Regions from separate parts of the Homo sapiens genome. Here region 2 is linked to region 1. A link is a contact called in ENCODE Hi-C or POLR2A ChIA-PET data. All regions are on one chromosome and are shown on one strand. The core of a region is the stretch at or near the end of the contact, and the rest is flanking DNA. Distances in the headings are between cores, read along the strand shown.

Evidence for each region. Hi-C counts contacts between places; a loop is a spot of excess contacts on that map. ChIA-PET counts read pairs that join two places held with the same protein, here RNA polymerase II (POLR2A).
Region 2: a map of astrocyte of the cerebellum shows a loop between it and region 1 (5-fold over the local background). The contact joins two enhancer-like sites. A Hi-C loop is called at or near these places in 2 of 168 maps with a recorded cell type or tissue (G401 and astrocyte of the cerebellum). POLR2A ChIA-PET finds 5 or more read pairs at or near these places in 1 of 52 experiments (GM12878).

What each region holds. Positions count from the first base shown.
Region 1 is chr19:10,913,522-10,918,090 of GRCh38, reverse strand. It overlaps CARM1 (coactivator associated arginine methyltransferase 1), which reads right to left. Exons shown (of 16, transcript NM_199141.2): 6 at 4,037-4,214; 7 at 1,594-1,684; 8 at 1,314-1,395. Among named protein-coding and RNA genes, the nearest start is that of YIPF2, 13 kb to the left of the region's middle. Within about 2 kb of position 2,455, at least 2 of the 41 ENCODE cell types and tissues checked have a DNase peak (open chromatin) inside an H3K27ac peak, as active enhancers do.
Region 2 is chr19:11,041,146-11,046,064 of GRCh38, reverse strand. It overlaps SMARCA4 (SWI/SNF related BAF chromatin remodeling complex subunit ATPase 4), which reads right to left. Exons shown (of 35, transcript NM_003072.5): 30 at 4,505-4,758. Among named protein-coding and RNA genes, the nearest start is that of LDLR, 46 kb to the left of the region's middle. Within about 2 kb of position 3,669, at least 7 of the 41 ENCODE cell types and tissues checked have a DNase peak (open chromatin) inside an H3K27ac peak, as active enhancers do.

The DNA.
Region 1 (4,569 bases), core at 1,206-3,705:
AAATTTGCATAATACCACCAAAATATTTCCTGCTTTTTTCACTCATTCACTCCCCAGTGATATCACAAAAGACTGAACACGCTGGGCATGGTGGCTCACGCCTGTAATCCCAGCACTTTGGGAGGCCGAGGCAGGCGGATCACCTAAGGTCAGGAGTTTCAGACCAGCCTGGCCAACATGGCGAAACCCCATCTCTACTAAAATTACAAAAAACTAGCTGGGAGTGGTGGCAAGCGCCTGTACTCCCAGCTACTCAGGAGTCTGAGAATCGCTTGAGCCCGGAAAGTGGAGGTTGCAGTGAGCTGACATCATGCCACAGCACTCCAGCCTGGGCAACAGAGCAAGACTCCGTCTCAAAAAAAAAAAAAAAAAGAAAAAGAAAATGAGAGAAAAAAATGGATGGAAAAGACAGAAAAGAGTATAACAATCATCTGAGATATGGTGAAAAGGTTCACTGTACACGTAATTGGAATCCCAGAAGGAGAAAGAATGGGGCAGACGTAGTGTTTAAAGAGATAGTATCCAAGATAGTCCAAGAGTCTCCCAAAACGAATGAAAAACATCAAGAGCAGGGGGAAAACAGAATAAAATGGAACCTTTTTTTCTTTTTTTTTGAGACGGAGTCTCACTCTGTCGCCCAGGCTGGAGTGCAGTGGTGCGATCTCGGCTCACTGCAAGCTCTGCCTCCCGGGTTCACGCCATTCTCCTGCCTCAGCCTCCTGAGTAGCTGGGACTACAGGCGCCCGCCACCACGTCTGGCTAATTTTTTGTATTTTTAGTAGAGATGGGGTTTCACCGTGTTGGTCTCAATCTCCTAACCTCGTGATCTGCCCGCCTTGGCCTCCCAAAGTGCTGGGATTACAGGTGTGACCCACTGCACCTAGCTTTTTTTTCCTTTTGATTTTTAAATCATGGATCTATGTATCAAAAATCTCAAGTAAAATCAATCAATAAATCACATCAGCTCACCAAGGATAAATTCATCTAGTAATGGTTCTTTTTTATTTTTATTATTTATTTATTTTAATTTTAAAAATAGCGATGGCGTCTCTGTGTTGCCCAGGCTGATCTTGAACTCCTGAGCCTAAATGCCCCCTCTGCCTTAGCCTCACCTAATAATGTTCCACATGTATTGCATGTGTGCTGTGTGCTAAGTGTCTACATGCATTGACACTTTTGGCCCAAATCTCTGTGAGAGCGCTGTGCAGGGCAGAGGAGAGGGCTCAGAGAGGGGCTGTAGCTTCCTGAGGGCTGCACAGCTGCACAGCAATGGCAAGTGATCACTGCAGCAGTACCCTGGAGGCCCTACTCACCACCACAGGCTGCCGGAAATACTCATCCACCGCGGCACCTCGGAGGGCCGACAGGTCCACTCCATGGAAAGATGGCTGGTACCTGTGGACAGGCCCCACCCCCACAGCAAGGTCAGGGCTGCAGAAGAGGCAGGTGGGGTAGCCCTGCCTTCTCTCCCAGTCAGCCCTCATCTAGCCCAAGTCTTTCAGAAAAAGAGGAGTGCAGGCTCTCTGGGGAGCTGGGGCTGTCCCTGAGAAGGCAGGCTGTGGGGCCCAGGCGGGACACCCAGGGCACACTCACCAGAAGTTGGCCTTGGTGAACTGCTCCATGTAGAGCTGTTCATCCGTGAAGGGTGCAAGGTGGACGTCACCAATGGTAGGAAACATGTTTCCTGGGAGTGGGGCAGGGAGGGGTGCTGGCGTCAGGTGACACATCCCACACTGCCTGGCAGAGCTTCCAAAGGACCCCAAGACCCCCAACCCTGGGTGCTCCCAGCCTGTCATCCATTCGTTCCTGCACTCCTGTGACAGTGGCACCGAGCGCCTATTCTGATCAGTGTTTCATCACCACCACGGGTACCTGACCTGCACCAGCTCACGAATTCCACCTGAGACTGGGAGGCTGGTGGCTCATCTTTATGTCCTATTACTAGACCTGGCAGGTGTGAGGGACCTGCCAAAGACTCACGGGGAAGCAGGCAGTGCCCGGGATGTGGCCAGGCGCTGCCTCTCAGGCCCTGCCGTCTGTGCATGTGTGCAGCCGGGAAAGCATAGCAAAGTTGCTCTGGACAGAGGGAGGGTGGTGGGCCCCGGGCTACCCCAACGCCGCTGGGGACCTCAGTTGAGGCCAAGAGCCAGGTGGGGGAAGCCAAATCCACACCACAGGGACTGCCTAGGTTCTGGCACAGGCACCCAGCCGGCAGGATGGGCCACTTGGCCTGCCTGGTCTGGGCACACAGACTGAGGGAAGGGCAGGGCCTCCCTCTGTGACTCAAGGGTAGACGCATGAGTCAGGGCCAGTGGCAGGGAGGATCAGGGCCCCGCAGCCCCGCCTGCCCCAAGGAGCACCTGGCCTCCAGATGTGGGCCCCCCAGCCTTGCAAGCTGGGGGAGGAGATCCTGAGGTATCAGTGGGACTCTGCCTCCTCCTTACGCCACCAGGCTGTACCCGAGGCGAGAGCTGCAGGGCTGCAGCTGCTGGAACGGGGAGGGAGATGCACATGCTGCGGCTTCTGCCCTGGGGGACCTGGGGGCACCATGGGAAGTGACCCAGCCTGGAAGGAACCTCTGGCTCCTGCTGACCAGAAGACATGTGACTGGGAGAGGGGAGGGCTGCCTTTAACCCCTGGAAGAGCTTCCTGAGCTGGACAGGAGTCCTCCTTGCACAGGCCTGGCCTCCCCCCTCCCTGCAAGCTGGCTGCTGGGACGTCGGGGGCACATGCAGCTGCCCACAGAGCCTGACTGCCATCTGGCTTCATGTCCCATCGGGAGGGGCCCTCTCTGCTGGGGCTGTCCCCACCCCCATCCCCACCATCAGGGCAGAAGGGGAGGAGAGTGGGGCCCACAGCCCCTGGAGCAGCCTTGCTTCCCATACTCACACCCAAGACATGAGACACAGCTGTGGGACGCCACCTCCCACCTCCAGGAGCACAGCCAGCCAGGACCCTAGGGCCTGGATCCAGGGCGGGCCAGAGATGAGAGTGGAAGCTTCCCCCCTGCCCCTGCCTGCACAAGCCCCACCAGCCTGCTGCTGCCCACGCTCCATCCCATGGCTGCTACCCTGGCTGGGGACCTGTACCCTGCCACACGCACACACAGCTGCTTGCCTGTACAGAAATGCTCAGACGCTCACATACCTAGCATGAGAAGAGCCACAGGCACATGCCTCAGGCGTCAGGGCTGCACAGACCCCAAGACAGATGGGCAAATAGAAACAGTCACCCAGGCCAGGCACAGTGGCTCATGCCTATAATCCCAACACTTTGGGAGGCTGAGGCGGGTAGATCACCTGAGGTCAGGAGTTCGTGACCAGCCTGACCAACACGGTGAAACCCCATCTCTACTAAAAATACAAAACTTAGCTGGGCGTGGTGGTGCACACCTGTAATCCCAGCTACTCAGGAGGCTGAAGCACAAAAATTGCTTGAACTGGGGAGGTGCAGGTTGCAGTGAGCCGAGATCGCACCACTGCACTCCAGCCTTGGCAACAAGAGTGAAACTCTGTCTCAAAAAAAGAAACAGTCACCCAGTGACCAGAGGCCATACCCAGAGGCACGGATGGGAAGTGACAGATGGGCTTGCCAGACAGCTACCTCACCTCCTCACACACGTACACTCGCACCCACACCCCTGCATTTGCACACATGCTCGCCCACCCCACCTCCTGGACTGTGAGGAGAGCAGGGCTTGTTGGGGAACTGCTGACCACAGAACCTGTCCCAATCCCCACTCCCAGCCAGAGGCTGTCCCGCAGGAGCAGGACATGGGACGGCAGAGGTGCCAGGAGATCCTGTGTACCCTGTCTGGGCGAGTGGGCAGCTGGGTGTCTGGCCGTGTTTGGGGCCCAGGGCTCCAAAAGCCACAGCTGGCTGGAGTGGGGTTGGGGTGGGAGCGGGGGAAAAGCCCAGGCTTCCCTACACCCCGGGCCACCGACAGTAAGCAGGGAGCTGAAGCACTGATGGCCTGGCTCAGCGGCAGCCAGGGCCTCCACCGAGGGGCCTGGCCTGTGTACCCCCCAGTGCTCACCGCTGGGCTTCAGGTACTTCTTGGCGTGGAGGTAGCTCTCCAGCATGCGCTCGTTGAAGAGCATGTAGCCCATGGGCTCCGAGATGATGATGTCCACCTGCTCGGGGAGTGACACCTCCTCCACCTTGCCCGGGATGACCACGATGCGGTCCGTCAGGTTGTTACTCTTCACCAAGACCTGCAGGCGGGCAGGGCCATGTGGGCTTCCCTGCGTCTTCCTGCCATGGGGCCCTCCCTAGACCTGCTCTCAAGGGACAGCCTCCATCCACACATGGGCATTGGGTGCCCCTCTGCCTGCTTCGCTGGCGCCCCAACCATGGCTGCGATTGGCCATAGCCTGTTAAGAGCTCACTGTGGGCCGGGCACGGTGCCTCATGCCTGTAATCCCAGCACTTTGGGAGGCCGAGGCAGGCGGACTGCTTGACCTCATAAGTTGGGAGACTAGCCTGACCAACATGGAGAAACCCTGTCTCTACTAAAAATACCAAAAAAAAAAAACTATTTTTTTTTTCTTTGAGACAGATTCTCACTCT
Region 2 (4,919 bases), core at 2,420-4,919, 130 kb before region 1:
TTTTTAGTAGAGACGGGGTTTCACTGTGTTAGCCAGCATGGTCTTGATCTCCTGGCCTTGTGATCCGCTCGCCTCAGCCTCCCAAAGTGCTGGGATTACAGGCGTGAGCCACCACACCCAGACTTTTTTTTTCTTCTTTTTTTTAAATAGAGACAGAGTCTCACTATGTTGGCCAGGCTCATCTGAACTCCTGGGCTCAAGTGATCCTCCGCCTCGGCCTCCCAAAGTGCTGGGATTATGGGCGTGAGCCACTGTGCCCAGCCGAAAGTTTTAATTTATTGTATGATTTATCATCAAATCTTACAAAGGCTACAAGACTGACTGTAGCAGCTGGGTGAGCCATTCCCTCTTTTGTCAGATGATATACAACTAAATATGACCCTAAGAGGGCTCTGTGAGTCTAAAACTAAAAAAAAAAAAAAGTGGACTAACACTAGACATACTTTTTGTCTGAAAATATTCAGGTTCTTAATAAGCTGAGCATGCTGTTTCTGTCTTTTCAAAAACCAAGGTGTAATGGAATACAGAGAAGTGTACATATCTCATGTGTACACCTTGGTGAATGTACACATCATATACACATCCAGATCTATAGAGAGAATATCCCCAGTATCCTAGAAGGCTCGTCGTGTGGCTTTCCTGCTATTCCCTCTCTCAAGGTAAGCACTGCTTGGCAGCCATTACTGTGGATCAGCTTCTGACCCTCACAGAACTGGAGGCACACAGTAGGCCCTCTTTTTTTTTTTAGACGGAGTCCCGCTCTGTCGCCCAGGCTGGAGTGCCGTGGCGCGGTCTCGGCTCACTGCAAGCTCCGCCTCCTGGGTTCATGCCATTCTCCCGCCTCAGCCTCCCGAGTAGCTGGGACTACAGGCGCCCACCACCACACCCGGCTAATTTTTTGTATTTTTAGTAGAGACGGTGTTTCACCATGTTAGCCAGGATGGTCTCAATCTCCTGACCTCGTGATCCGCCCGCCTCGGCCTCCCAAAGTGCTGGGATTACAGGCGTGAGCCACCGTGCCCGGCCAGTATGCCCTTTTTAGTGTCTGGCTTCTTTCACTCAACAAAATGTAAGCTTCTTCCAGGTAGCAGTACTATGTCTGTTTTCACAGCTGTTTGGGGCCCTGTACGATTAGGCCTCCACTGATCCATGCCCCTGTAGATGGACACTGGGCTGATTCTTGTTTTGGGAGATTATGACCAAAGTGGCTATGGACACGTCTGTCGGTGTGGACAGATGCACTCAGCTCTCCTGGGTAGAACGAGGGCTGCAGGCTGCTGGGTCAGAGGGTATGTACAGGCTGAGCCTCAGAAAATATTATCTTCTGCAGTTCGATGGTTAAAAACAAACAAAGCAAAACAGAAGAGATTGCCAAAGAGCTGCATACTCCTACACGCAGGGTGTGAGGCCAGACTGCTTCAGACTTGCCAGCACTGATGGGCATTCGGCCGTTCTGGGGCGGGTGCTGGTGCAAGTCACTCTGGTTTTAACGAGCATTTTCTTGAAGTTGTGATGCTAATGCAATGACGTGAGCACCTTTCCCCACATTGATTAGTCCTGGGATGTCCTGTGTAAGGAGGCGTCTGTTCCCGGCTCTTGTCCAGCTTTAAATTGTGTTGTCTTTTCCTCATCTATGAGGAGTTTTCACTGTCTCCATCAGCGTGTCCATTAATAAACAGATGTTATTAATTTCAGTGAGGTCTAATTTCTCAATTGTTTGTGATTAGTGGCTTTTGGCTCCCGTGGAAGAAATCGATGCCTACTCATGAAGATTTTCTCCCGTGCTTTCTTCTAGAATTTTGTTTTACCTTTCACGTTCTTACATCCACAGTCCATGTCACGTGGATCCAAGTGCATGGTGTGTGCGTGTGTGGGGGTGGTCGAGGCTCATCCTCTCTACGTGGATACCCAGGAGACCAGTGTGATGGAGACACCCGTGCTTTCCCCACTGCGCTTCAAGGGTCTTCTTTAGGTTGGTAATGTTAAGTTTCCCTCACAAGATTATCATTAGAAATAAAACATGGGGAGGGTCTGTCATTGTCATTAGATTTCTGCGAATTCCCTTTTTTTGTTTTTGTTTTTTGTTTTTCAGGTATTGTCTCACTCTGTCACCCAGGCTGGAGTGCAGTGGTGCAATCTTGGCTCACTGCACCCTCTGCCTTCTGGGTTCAAGCGATTCTCGTGCCCAGCCTCCCGAGCTGGGAGCTCAAGCACGCATCACCATGCCAGTTTAATTTCTATTTTTGTATTTTTTGTAGAGATGGGGTTTTGCCATGTTGGCCAGACTGGTCTCAAACTCCTAACTTCAAGTGATCCGCCCACCTCAGCCTCCCAAAGTGCTGGGATTACACGAGCCACTATACCTGGCCCATGTTTTAAATAAGTATTCTGTATTTATTTCATTTTTTTAAGATACAGGGTCTCATTCCATCACCCAGGATGGAGTGCAGCTGTGTGATCATGGCTCACTGTAGCCTGGACCTGCTGTGCTCAAGTGATCCTCCCACCTCAGCCTCCCAAGTAGTGGGGACCCCAGGCATGTGCTACTGCCCGCAGCTGTATCCCGCACTTTAAGTAACTTAAGTCCTCCACTTGCTTTCCTCTTTGAGGACTTAGCCTTGGAGTTAGGTTTGTGAATTAGAGTCTATATATTTTTTTCTCAATACTGACAACACATGACATTTTCAGATCTGGCATTGAACTTGAATATGTCTCCTTTCCTTCATCATCTGTTTCTCTTCCAATAATAAAAGAACCTTTCTTTTTTTCTCTTTTTGAGACGGAGTCTCACTCTGTCCCCCAGGCTGGAGTGCACTGATGTGATCTTGGGTCACTGCAACCTCCGCCTCCCAGCTTCAAGATTCTCCTACCTCAGCCTCCCGAGTAGCTGGGATTACAGGCATGCACCACTACGCTCGGCGAATTTTTGTAGTTTTAGTAGAGAGGGGGTTTCGCCATATTGGCCATGCTGGTTTCAAACTCCTGACCTCAAGTGATCCGCCCGCCTTGGCCTCCTAAAGTGCTGGGATTACAGGCATGAGCCACCGCATCTGGCTAAAAGAACCTTTTTAAGCAGTATTTTGTTTTTGGAGTGGGCGTCTTGCTCTGTCACCCAAGGCTGGAGTGCAGTGGTGCAATCTTGGTCCACAGCAACCTCCACTTCCTGGGTTCAAGTGATTCTCCTGTCTCAGCCTCCCAAAAAGCGTGCCACCACGCCCAGGTAATTGTTTTCCTATTTTCAGTAAAGATGGGTTTTCACCATGTTGTCCATGCTGGTCTCAAACTCCTGACCTCAAGTGATCCTCCCACCTCAGCCTCTCAAAGTGCTGGGCTGACAGGTGTGGACCACCACAGCTGGCCTTGCGCGGTAATTTTGACTCATTAATTTAGGCACTCCAATTGTTACCATCCTCTAAAACTTCACACTTGGTAAGATTCTCTCCAAACCATGCATGTGGGCTCCCTTCACTTTCCCCTCCAACAGATACAATTCCCCCACGCTCTGCTTCATGACTAACAGCAAACTGTTATTTAAAATCAAACAGTACAACCCTCCCATTACGGGGACAGCCGTACTGGCCAGTGTGTACCAGGAAGTGAAATAAGACCTTGGAGAGTGGAAGACTGGGTGAGTCCTGGGCCAGGCATGGGCCTTACACCTTTGCTGGCTCCTGCCCAGCTCTGTGACCTGCCCTGGGCTGGCAGAAGGTGCACATGCCTCCCTGGGGAGTTGCTGAGAACATTCCTTTCTTCTTATTTAAATGGTACCCATATAGAGTCGCTCACGGAAAAGGATATTAGTAAATGAAAAACATATAAATGGCACTCATGATCCACCAACACGTTATGATCCGCCGCTGGGCCGTGGCCACAGCTGGAACCGCATGCTGCCTCGTATATAGGACATGTCTGTGAGGACAGCGATCTCCAGGCTTGGAGCAGGGCCTGGCAGAGAGCAGGAGTGTGGCCACCATCTCACCAACACAGAGATGGCACAGGTAGCCTGGGAGGGTGCAAGGACAGGAGAGGGCTGCCACTTTCTCTGCTCCAGACATGCCAGCCTCTTGTCCCCAACCTCCTGGCCACACGGGCAGCACCCATTACTGCCATATAACCCCTCATCCCACCTCATCCCTTGAGGCCACCAGGCCACAACTTTGGCAGAGCCTCTCCGCCTGCTGTGGCCTCTGCTGGTGCACTCTCCCCAACCTCCCCTCTCTCAAGGCTCTGCTGCAATGTCCCCTTCTCCGAGACCCGCACCCCTGCCTCTCCTCTCGACCACATGTGACATTCCCTCTCATCACCGCAGATACATGTGTGCTTCCCTGTTCCAGAAAGCATGTTCCTCAGGGCCAGGCTCAAAGACACAGAGATTCAGTCAGTGTTTGTGGATGAGTGAAAGAGTGAGCGGCCCAAGCCTGAGTGTGCAGAGTCAGAGTGCAGATGCCAGGCCTGCTCCCACGGGGACCCCTACAGCCCCCGCCCTCCCCGCCTCCTCGCTTACCTGTCCTTGTACTTGATCACGGCATCCACAATCTTCTTCATCTTCTTGGTGAGGTTGGGTGGGTTAGGGGAGAGTTTCTCGGCAGGCGGCCGCCCGCGCTTCTTCTGCTTCTTGCTCTCGTCGTCCTTGTCGCGGCTGCGGGTGCTGGTGGTCGGGGTGGAGGAGCCGGCGTCGCTGTCTCGCTTGCGCTTCCGTGATGATTTCTTCTGCCGGACCTCCTCTTCGATCTCCTCCAGCGTGCCCTCCTCGATGGCCTTCAGGGTCAATAGTAGTAAAATAGGACAGCCAGCACCCAGGTCGACAAGCAGAGGCCGCGACGCAATCCCAGGGGCCGGGCTGGGACACGGAGGAGGGCCCCCGCACCCGCTCTCCCTTCAGCTTGACTGGCTCGGGGCATAACACACACTGGGACTCT